3 separate regions of the Mus musculus genome follow, and regions 1 and 2 are each linked to region 3. The links are chromatin contacts, found by POLR2A ChIA-PET in ENCODE. All regions are on one chromosome and are shown on one strand. The core of a region is the stretch at or near the end of the contact, and the rest is flanking DNA. Distances in the headings are between cores, read along the strand shown.

What was found. ChIA-PET counts read pairs that join two places held with the same protein, here RNA polymerase II (POLR2A).
Region 1: POLR2A ChIA-PET joins it to region 3 with 10 read pairs in embryonic stem cell. The contact joins the promoter of 1110038B12Rik here to the promoter of Prrc2a in region 3. POLR2A ChIA-PET finds 5 or more read pairs at or near these places in 4 of 5 experiments (Patski and embryonic stem cell).
Region 2: POLR2A ChIA-PET joins it to region 3 with 19 read pairs in Patski. The contact joins the promoter of Vars here to the promoter of Prrc2a in region 3. POLR2A ChIA-PET finds 5 or more read pairs at or near these places in 2 of 5 experiments (Patski and embryonic stem cell).

Annotation. Positions count from the first base shown.
Region 1 is chr17:34,951,033-34,954,727 of GRCm38, forward strand. It overlaps 1110038B12Rik (RIKEN cDNA 1110038B12 gene), which reads right to left and starts at 1,439. Exons shown (of 4, transcript NR_015536.1): 1 at 1,320-1,439; 2 at 1,104-1,141; 3 at 853-893. LOC115488834 (a small nucleolar RNA gene) reads right to left here and starts at 1,043; the gene lies at 981-1,043. It also overlaps the pseudogene Gm8696.
Region 2 is chr17:34,999,610-35,003,203 of GRCm38, forward strand. It overlaps Vars (valyl-tRNA synthetase), which reads left to right and starts at 1,298. Exons shown (of 30, transcript NM_011690.3): 1 at 1,298-1,623; 2 at 1,803-2,221. The coding sequence starts at 1,835. It overlaps D17H6S56E-5 (DNA segment, Chr 17, human D6S56E 5), which reads right to left and starts at 1,137. Exons shown (of 2, transcript NM_033075.3): 1 at 558-1,137. The coding sequence starts at 564.
Region 3 is chr17:35,163,428-35,167,214 of GRCm38, forward strand. It overlaps Prrc2a (proline-rich coiled-coil 2A), which reads right to left and starts at 1,450. Exons shown (of 31, transcript NM_020027.3): 1 at 1,308-1,450.

The sequences.
Region 1 (3,695 bases), core at 189-2,688, 210 kb before region 3:
GAACCTAGGGTACCACCCAGGGAATGTCAATCCGATAGACACAGGATGCGGTAGCCAGTGTGTGTAGTTAGGCTTCGGACTGTTGCAGAGCTATATAAAGCCAAAACTCCTGGGGACTGAAATTTAACTGCTAAAACCTTTAACGAAAAAAGGTGGCATGGGCCGGAGAGATGGCTCATAACCATGTGTAATGGGATCTGACGCCCTCTTCTGGTGTGTCTGAAGACAGCAATAGTGTACTCACAAACATCTAAATCTTAAAAAAAAAAAAAAAAAGGTGGTTGGAGCCAGGACTAAGGCCATCCTGAATTGAGAGCCCGTCTAAATACCCAAAAGCATAGTCTAAAACAGTGGCTCTCAACCTGTGTCACCAAGGAACCCTTACATAGGGGTCCCAGACAGGACAGCCTGTGTTATCACAATAGCAAACTTTAGTTATGAAGATACAAGGAAAATAAAACCGATGGTTAGGAACATCACAGCCCGAGGAACTGCATTAAAGGCCCTCAGGAAGGCTGAGACCCACTGCCGTGGACTAGCATACAGAACTTAAAGGCACAAGAAATAATCAAGGCAGCTCCTGGATCCACCATAGATTTAGAGTTAGGGAGATTAGTTAAGATCTAAAAACAAAAAGATGGCTGGGTGGTAGCTTGCTTGGAGACTGGCTAATGCAGGCAGGATATTAAGAACAAAACAAGGGCCAGTCGGTGGTGCTGTATGCATTTAATTCCAGAGAGTAGAGGCAGGCGGATCTGAGATCAGGGCTACATGGAGAAACCCTGTCTCGAATCCACCCCTTCCAAAAAGTCAAGCCAAGAGACAAGCATGCCAGTGAAACCTAAGACTAACCTTTCTTCAGGTGTAGGCAGCTGGCGTGTGTCCTCAAATCCCTACCAGAAAGCAAGACACAGAGGTAAATTACTCAGAACTCTAGGCCACTCAAAACCCACGCCACTGCCGATTTTGGACCCGGGGACGGTCAGCGCGCTGCGGTGATGGCGTCAGCGAGACACTCAGAATCACCAGAAATCATCATTACTGTCCTCTCCCCGAAACCAGCCCCTCCTCACACCGCCTACCTCTCGCCAGCATGCGCTTACCATTGTGCTACTGGGTACGGCTGGCGTGGGCCAGGAACCTGGAAGAGATCATTGAATGAGCACAGGTCGTAGAGACCCCGGCCTGCAGCCCCCACCCCGGCCTGGGTCAGTTACAAGGAGTGGCGTCACGTGGACATCAGAAACTCTAGTCTGTAAATGTGGGTCATCATACCCGGCCCCACACCGCAGAGCCCTCCCCACAGGACCCCAGGATACCTGCGGCACGAGGCGGACCCATGCCTTGCTCTCCGGAGTCCTCAGACCCTGCCCAGACCGGTGGAGAACAAAGAAGGGTGAAAACACGGCAAACCGTGTGGGCGGGTGCACAAAGAGACCCGTGTGCCGCCCGCCTCGGCCATTTATACCCACGCCTGGCCCGGGGGTCCTGACGGACATAGTCGTCTTCTCATATGCCTGACTTGATCGCGCTGACAAATGCGAAGGGAACAAAGAGGAATCATGTTTCTTACTGTCCTAAGTAGAGAATCATGTATATGACGACAATTTGATAAACTACCAATCCAAAGGAAAGAAAAAAAAAAAAGAAAGAAAGAAACAGGCAGCCTAATCGGCCAAGATTGGGTAAAGACCCTGGAGCTCCTACAGGATAGGTCAGCTCTTTGGTCTCCTTTAGGCTTATGGCTTTGCGGATTCTGTACTCATGTTTGGATCCAGTCTACCCAGGAGGACTCATATTGCCTACACCTAGCAGAAAAATCTGAATTTGCACCTCAGCTTCTGCTCTCCGTTAAAAAGAAAAAAAAAAGAAAAAAAAAAGATTACTGAGTGCTCTGCTGCATGTACACGTGCGTGCCAGAAGAGGGCATCAGATTCCCTTATACATGGTCACGAGCATTTGGTTGCTGGGAATTGAACTCAGGACTTCAGGAAAAGCAACCAGTGCTCTTAACTGGTGAGCCATCTCACCAGCCCCAACATTTTTATTTAAAGGGGGATAAAAGCCACACACACACAAACACACATCTGGCTCATAGTCTAAGATGGGTTCCAACCATGCCTACAATTACAGGCGTGACACACTACTATGTTGAGAGAGAGAGAGAGAGAGAGAGAGAGAGAGGGGGGGGGGGTCGGTTTCAAGACCGGGTTTCTCTGTGTAACCCTGACTGTCCTGGAACTTGCTCTGTAGACTAGGCTGGCCTCGAACTCACAGATATCTACTTGCCTCTGCCCTGAGTGCTGGGATTAAAGGCATACAACACCACTGGCCAGCTTTTAAGAAATATTTTTAGATTGATTGTATTTGTGTCTATGTGTGTTAGAGGAAGTTGTAAGCCACCTGGTGATAGGTGCTGGGAACTGAAGCCAGGTCCTTAGAAAGATCAGTAAGTGCTCCTGACCACTGAGCCACTGCTCCAGCCCCTTTGTCTTTTTTTTTTTTTTTGAGACAGCAATTCTGTACCATGACGGTCAACATTCCTACTTCCTTTTCCTAAATGCTGAAATTACATGTGCAAGGCACTATACGCTTCTCTATCTTCATTTTAAAATACATTTTAGCCAGAAGCAGTGGTGCACAACTTTAATCCTAGCACTTGAGAGGCAGGGGCAGGTAGATCTCTTTGAGTTCAAGGCCAGCCTGGGCTACGCAGTGATGAGATAGTGCCTCAGAACATAACTAAAATTTAAAATCTAAGAATCCTATAGTAGCCGGGCAGTGGTGGCACATGCCTTTAATCCCAGTACTTGGGAGGCAGAGGCAGGCAGATTTCTGAGTTCAAGGCCAGCCTGGTCTACAGAGTTAGTTCCAGGACAGCCAGGGCTACACAGAGAAACCCTGTCTCAAAAAACAAAACAAAACAAAAAACAAACAAAAACAAAAACAAATAAAAGAATCCTATAGTAATTATGTGTTCGATAAGTCTCTCAGTTCCTAGGCCCAAGTTCCACCTGGGAGGGTTATAGGAAGAGACTCTTCAGTTCCAAACTGAGTGCACGTTAGCCAGAAATGACCTCTAACAGTGTAAAATGGCTTACGAATTAACTGCTTCTCTAATGAGCATAATTGCCTTGGCCTCTATTAAACTATTACTGAAGACTTCTTTTTTTTTTTTTTAAACGCAGATGTAGTACAATATAATAGTAACTGGTTGAAAGTAGTACATGCTAACAGACAATATGATACACAAACAGGGTGGCAGTAGACAGGAAAGGGCAGAGGCCACGGCCTACACCAAGAGCCTTTCAATAGACTGCTGAATGGACTGGATCTGCTGCTTTAGTTGAGAGCCTTCTTTGATGGTAACAGAACAGGCGATGACTGGCCTGGAGATGCCACACGCCCCGTCCTAAAGCCTGCTTGGAGCGCACAAATACATAGGGGACATTCTTGTCTTCTCACAGCAGAGGGAGGTGCAGGATGATCCCCAAGGGCTCAGCGTCTGCTGCCATCACAGTGAACTCAGAGATGCCTCTGTTGGGGGTTTTGGTGGCTTCATTGGCTCCTTTCCGAAGCTGCTTGTAGTTACATGACTGTTGAACAAGGCCCAGCAGCTTCTTGGTGAGGTGGGCATCTGCGAGGGGATAGGCCTTCGGAGTCACATCAGTCTCTGTCATGGCTGCGGTGTGCCG
Region 2 (3,594 bases), core at 48-2,547, 160 kb before region 3:
TACTTTTGAATAATACAAAGACAACTTTACACAGTACACAAGAGATTATCCCAACAGGCCTTTCTCCCCCAACCCCCCTTTCTTTTCTTCTTCTTTTTTTCTTGGTTTTTCGAGACAGGGTTTCTCTGTGTAGCTCTGGCTGTCCTCGAACTCAAGAAATCCGCCTGCCTCTGCCTCACACTCATAAGTGCTGGGATTAAAGGCATGCGCCACCACTGCCAGGCTAGCAGTGGCCTCTCAAAAGCACTGCGAACTTATGTTTTCCCTCTAGGTTTGAGCTTTAGTAGACCAGCTGGAGTGCTTCTGCCTTTGGGTCCCCTGCCCTTCCTTCACGTGACTCCATGTCAGGCAGTGAGCGCTCAGCACCTAGAGCCCCTTTCCTGTTTTACCTGGGTTAGATCCGAGGATCTTCCGCGAACTGGCGGTGCACTCCGTTACCAAAAGCCTGACATGGCCTTGAGCACACCCCATCAGTACGCTTTCTAAAAGCATAAGATAAATACAAGCAAGAGACGCGGAACGCACGGTGCATTTACCAACGCCAGGGAATTACCAACCTTTCATTCCCTACAGCAACAGCTCCCAGCAGCCAGGCACTGCTTGTGAAAGACCCCCAAGCTGGGTAGTCAATCACTCTGAGGAGACCCTCCCAAGGATCAGCGAGGCCACGATTCGGATGCAACAGCAAAAGGCTTTATTGGGAACACGGGTACCCGGGCGACTCAGTCTATCGGATGACTGGCGCGCCGAGTGTGGAGTACTTACCCTTCTTATAGGGCTAGGGCTGGGGGGCAAAAAGCGCGGGTACAGAAGCGAGAAGCGAGCTGATTGGTTAGTTTAAATAAGGCTTGGGGTATTTCCCGGTCATTTGGGGAACCTGAAACTGAGGTGGGACTTTCCAGAAACTGTTGCTGGTTTCGCTTTATCTGAGTACCATCTGTTCTTGGCCCTGAGCCGGGGCCCAGGTGCTTGACCACAGATATCCTGTTTGGCCCCTGTCCCGGTATTATTCAGCCTTATTCTTTAACTAAACTTCCTTGTAACTTTTGAGAACTCAGCTCTGGTACTTTATCATGCCTTGCAAAATGGCGTTACTGCAGCTAACTTGCTAAGCCTTATGGTGGGGTCTTTCACTTGGAGCAGCCCGAGATTCTGCAGCTCGCCCTGCAAAAGGCGGAAACCTGGGACCAAGCACGCACTCCAGACACTAGGGCTTTCGTTTTCCCGCGCTCTAGACACGAAGACCCCGGGCTGCCCGCGGCGGCGCCTGACCCGAGGGCCACGGGCTGCCCGCGGCGGCGCCTGACCCAGACCCAGGCTCGTCCCGGCACGCGGGTTCCCGTCTCCGTGCTGCACGAGCCACTCTGGCCCCTGCTTGACCCGTCCGGCAGCGGTGGGCCGCGCACGGACCCTCGGGATCGCGCACGCACAGGCGGGGCCCGGCAGCCCTGCGAGGACCCGAGTCCGGAAACGTGCGCTGTCACAAAGGGGGGGACACGTGGGTGCCGCTGTCCCGGCCGCGTTCTCCCGCAGCGGGAGAGCTGCCTCCGCTGCCCGCCACCTCCACCCCGGCCGCCCTGTGGGGCCGCGGCCGTAGCCGGCCGAGTGTGATCGCCGCCTTCAGTACGTACACGCGGCGCGGCCTCCCCTCTCCAACCCGAGGGGGCGGGCGATCGGGGTCCCGCCTCCTCCTCTAGGCGCTGCTGGCGGCTGCTCGGCCAGGCCTAGGGTCCGGCCGGGCGCCTGCGTACCTTGCAGCACGTGCTCAGGTCCCCTCCTCAATCTGCCGGGTCTCTCCTCAGGTCACTGCACCGCGTTCGGACCCTGCACAGCCATGTCCATCCTCTACGTCTCTCCTCACCCCGACGCCTTCCCCAGCCTCCGAGCCCTCATCGCTGCCCGATACGGGGAAGCTGGTGACGGTCCCGGGTGGGGAGGCCCTCACCCCCGCATCTGCTTGCAGCCTCCCCCGAGCAGCCGGACTCCATTCCCTCCGCCTCGCCTGCCCGCCCTGGAGCAGGGACCTGGCGGCCTGTGGGTGTGGGGGGCCCCGGCTGTAGCTCAGCTGTTGTGGCCTGCAGGCCTGGGGGGACCCGGGGGCAGCCGGGCAGCTGTCCTGGTCCAGCAGTGGGTCAGTTATGCTGACACGGAGCTCATACCCGCTGCCTGCGGGGCGACCCTGCCTGCCCTGGGACTTCGAGGTCCTGGTCAGGATCCCCAGGTGAGAGGGAAGAAAAAGGGAGAAATTCTGACTACACAAACAGGATTGGGAAGAATCCCACGAAAAAAGTCGGTTGTCAGGCGGTCGCATCTCTGCCTGCCACCTGGTGTAGTAACTTTGGGAACACTTTTTCTCGAGCCTTGGTCTTCTATGTCTGAGAATGCAAGATGATGAAATCTCTTCCTTCCTCCGGGGGTGTGATACATGAGCGCCCGGGAGTGGAGCGTGGTTTTGCTGTTTTCACTACGTTTGGAGTGTGTGTGTGTGTGTGTGTGTGTGTGTGTGTGTGTCTTTAAATTAGGTCTCGCTCTAACTGAATGGCTCGGAACGAACGCACTGGTGTGCCAAGCATTCCCAAGTCTGTCTTTGGGTTTCTGTTGCCATGTTTAAAACAACATGACCAAAAGCGCCTTGGGAAAGAAAGGAATTGTTTCAGGTTACAGCTCTCCATCACTGAAGGAAGTCAGACCAGTGACTGGAAGCAGAAACAAAAAGAGGCCGTGCAGGACCGATACTTTCTGGCTCACTTTCCACAGCTTGTTCAGCCTGCTCTTTTATACCGTCCAGGGCTGCTTTGCCAGGGGTGGTATCCCCTACAATGGACTGGCCCTCCACATAATCATTAGTTAAGAAAACGTCCCCACACGCTTACCCACAGGCCAGTCTGGTGGGGACATTTTCCCAATTGAGTTTCCCACTTCGCACGGGCCACTGGCTTAGGTGAGGTTGACAAGGCCCTGGTTGGCAAGTGTGACAGGGATGCAGGATGTGAGCGGTTTTATGTTGAACTGTAGGGAAGACTGGGGAGAGATGACAGTTGCTGGGAGGAGTCAGAGGAGGCTTGAAGTTGAAGGAGAGGCAGGGAGAGGACAGATGACACACCAGATTGTTTCTGTGAGTCCTTCCAGGGTAGACCTGTGTCTGCCTTAACTGAAAGCTCTGCCCCTGCAGGGTAGGGAGTGCATGGTGGCTGCCTAGTGTCACTTCAGTGGGGGAATGAAGGAACAGTGCAGATGGTGACTGGCTTCTTCATATCTGGATGGACTAACAGAGAGCCTCATTCCTGCGGGGTAGTACTTCAGACCTGCGCTCATTTGTGGTTTTCCTGGGTGAAATCTATTGATGCCCAGACCTGGCAGTCTTGTTTCATATAATCCTTTAACTTTAGAGCCTGATATGTTTCCTTGGACTCATAAACTTAAGTGTTTAGTGATAACTTGTTGGATAAATCACACACACAAAATACTTGTGTGTATTCGATTTTTATTTTATGTGTATAAGTGTTTTGCTTGTGTGTGTGTGTGTGTGTGTGTGTGTACACTTGTGTGCCTAGTGGCCAAGGAATCTGGGGACATGTAACGAGGTGTTGTCAT
Region 3 (3,787 bases), core at 200-2,699:
TTAGACACCAGCTCCCTAATCACGCCCCAGGGCCCTGTGTCCCAGGTTTCATTCCCAGCAGCCTTAAGTCCCATCTGGGAGGTTTGAAGGAAGGTATGCTGGGAGCTTAAGGATTTTTATGAGCTTGCTCTCAGACCAGGAGCTGGTGCCAGACTAAGCCTTACTAAACAACAGGGGCTCCACAGAACCCCTGGATGCAAAATATTCCATCTATTCCTTACATAGCCCCCACACAGGCTCTTGGAAACAATTCTGCTGGCAGAAAAAAACAAAAAAACAAAAAACTAGTGGACCCCATGTAAAACTGAGGAAAACCACAGCATGACGGAGCTACCTCGACAACACCCTGTAACCATGGGCCAGGCAGCAGAGGCCAAACCCAGAACCAACTACCATTTTTATCCTCATCCAGTCTCTTCATAAGCAGTCATTTGTTCCCCTAACAGCCCTTACTCCTCAGGCAGGAAAAACTCTACATCTGAATCCATCCTCGAGTGACCGGGCATTCATTTGTGGGTGGGAACAGTGTGAAAAAGAGATGGAAGATAGCAAGAAAGCATGCAGGCCTAGGATGAAAGCCAAAATCGGGGAGAGAACTAACTTTACCACAAGCCAGAGAAAAGAAGACAGGGGTTGCTCTCTAGGCACTTAAGGAAGGCAATCTGAAATCTACCATGAAAGGGGGAGAAAGCAGAAAAACCGTAGAGCAGACAGATTTCAACTGCTAAAGAGAGAATCAAGCAGAAAGCAGGGAGGGAAGCAGGAACGGCTGAGGAAGGCTGACAAGGGGCAGTGTCAGGGGAGCTCAGAAGAAAAGAGGGAAGAGGAGGAGATAGGGCCATGGGGGGAAAAGGGAACGCAGAGGCTTGGGGGACGCAGAAAGGCGAAGATGCTGGCCGAAAGCGGGGCTCCAGAACCAGAGTGACTCGACGCAAAGACCAAGAAAGACCGGGAGCCATAGCGCCGGGTGGCAGCAAGGGCTCCAGAAACACCAAGAGCCCCTCAAAGGGTAGGTCTACAGGCGGCGGAGGGGCCCCGGGCCGGCCGAGGGGCCGAGGGCGCGACGCGAGCAGGAACCGCGGCCTGGAGCGCGGTCGTGCCCTGAGGAGCAGGCTGCTGGGCCGCGGCCGCCCCCAGCCCTCCACAGCGGCCTGGGAGCGGCCGGCGCAGGCCGAGGGGGAGGGGCAGGCCGGCGGCAGGAGGACAAGATGGCGGCGGCTGATGGCAGCTTCTCCCCCGGCCCGCCGCCGCCGCTGCCGCCGCCCCGCGCCGGAAAGGGCGTCAGCGCCCAGCTCGCCCAGACTCACCTAGCCGGGTGCGTGGGGGTCCGGGACCCGGGCTCAAAGGCTTCCCGGGGCGGATGGCGGCGGGGCGGGGGCGGATGGCGGCGGATGGCGCCGCGCTCGGCTCCTCCCGTCTCCCTCGCTCACTCCGCGGCTGGGCTCCGACTAACGGCCCATCCGGGCAACCGCCGCCCCCGGGAACACCCCCCACCTCCCGCCTCCCTCCGCGGCTGGGCACGCCCCCTTATTTGCATAGGGGGCGGAGCCCTTACTCTCCGACCCCTCCGCTCTTCAGGGCTGTCCCTACTTTAAAAAAATAAAGGCAGTGTGTGGAGGATATTTGCATAAAGGGGAGGGACTTACAGACGCTAGGACGCCGGTTGGCTAGGGAGACGTCTTGGCGTCGGCAGTTGAGACGCGTAGACCGGGCGGAATGCGAGGCCGTTGGGGCGCAGAATTTACACGACGGATGGTGGGAGAAAAAGGATGCGCATGCGTAGTTGGTCCGCGGACGGCTGGGAGCCGAGAGACACGCAGGGAAGGGATGCTAGGCCCCGGTCACTCTCAGCGGAGAAGACGGAAAGAACTGCGACGAATGGAAGGGATTAGTTAGTCGAGGGCGGAGTTACATAGACCCTGGAAGAATTTCAGGTCTGGTGTCCATTCGTGAGAGGTAAACGCGTCAGGGAGGCGGGGCTTTCCAGTTATCAAATCACGTCATGCAAATGAAGTGGATAGGCAAGCCAATCAAAGGGTCCAGAGGAGTGTATCATTGACTTTCTTCGAGTAGGCGTTCTTCGAATGGTTCTGGGTATTTGCATAATATATGCAAACAATTTGAACAAAGGCAAGGAATGACCTACTCTTCCAAATTTTAGCAGCGACTAACTACGGCGGATATTTGACATTTAATTTTTATGCTCAATAGTTTTAAAAACTGTTTTTATAATTAATGTTCCTTCAACAATGAGTTTCAGCTTTAAAGGTCGTACTACTTCCCCTCTTTGTTTCTTAGTACTTGACTGTAGAAATCTTTGCCTCTCACCACACTTACACTTACTCAACATTTTCCTGTGAATTTTTATGTATATTGGTGGGTGCTCACTGGCCTTTACAAACCAGAGGTTGACGTCCAGAGGGCTCGCGCAAACACTTTATTTTTTGAGACATTCTTTTCATCTTTCAGTGAATCTTGATACTTGGATGGCTGAGCTCAGATTCCATATGGACTGGCCAAAGAGCTTGAGATCTTTCTATCTCTGCATCCCGGTGCTGAAGTTACAGACAGGAGTGATCTGCCCAGCCTGGACATGAGTACAGGAGGTCCAAACTTAGGTCCTCATGCTTGTTAGCAAGCATTTCATCCGCTGAGCCATTTTCCTAACTCTAGAAACATTTATTTGTTTTTATTTTATTTGTATGCATATCTACATATATGCATATGTACCAAGTGGGTTCCTGGTGCCACCTGGGTTCTTGGTTCCTGTACCAAGAGGAGTTCAGATCTCTTTGAACTGGAATTACTGGTGATTGTGAGTTCCCAGATGTAGGTGTTGGGGATCGAATCCAGGTCCTCTGAAAGAACAGCAAGTGCTGAGCCATCTCTCCAGTGGTCATCAGTAACAGTTTGAAGTACCAGAGACATGCATGGGATATTGTAGAGGCAGAGGAATAACCTGACTGTCCTGGTGGGAGCAGGTTAAAAGATATATGGGGAGAGAGAGTAGGGGGGGAGGGAGAAAGAAGCACTTGGCGTCCGCCGTAGTTCCAGTGCTGTAGAGGCGAGAGACGGATGGATCCCCTAGGACTCACTGGCCTGCCGCCACACTCTCATAGGTAGGTCAAGGCCATGAGAGAAGAGAGAACTCATCTCAAAACCACACACACAAAACCAAGGTGGGCATGATCTGGGAAATGGCAGCCAAGGTTGCTCTCTGGCCTCCATATGTACCACCCCCCCACACACACACACAGAGCAATATTAGTCCATTTTGAGACACATTGAAACTGAAATGCTGATGGGTGTCAAGGTCTGAAGGATGCTAGGCACACCTGGAAGCTGCAATTCCAGTTGCTGCCAAGGGTTGAAGTATCCCTATCCTATCCCTACCTACACAAGAGTTACATGAGAGTTTTACACCAGAGGGCGCCATTGCTGCAAGATATAGCTCAGGTACTGGAGAGTAGAGGCAAACGTTTGCAGGTCTGTGCCTAGCTGATGTAGGTAAATCAAAGAATCACTTATCCAATAGGGGCAATGAAGATGAAAAGTGAACAGGACACAGTTAAGAGTTAGCATGTGGGGGCTCAGAGGTTAAGAGCACTGTCTGCTCTCCCAGAGGTCCTGAGTTCAATTCCCAACAACCACATGGTGGCTCACACCTACCTGTAATGGGATCCAATACCCTCTTCTGGCCTGTAGACATACATGCAGGCAGAACACTGTATACATAATTGAATAAATCTTTTAAAAATTATTAAAAGAATTTGCATGTGCTTATAAA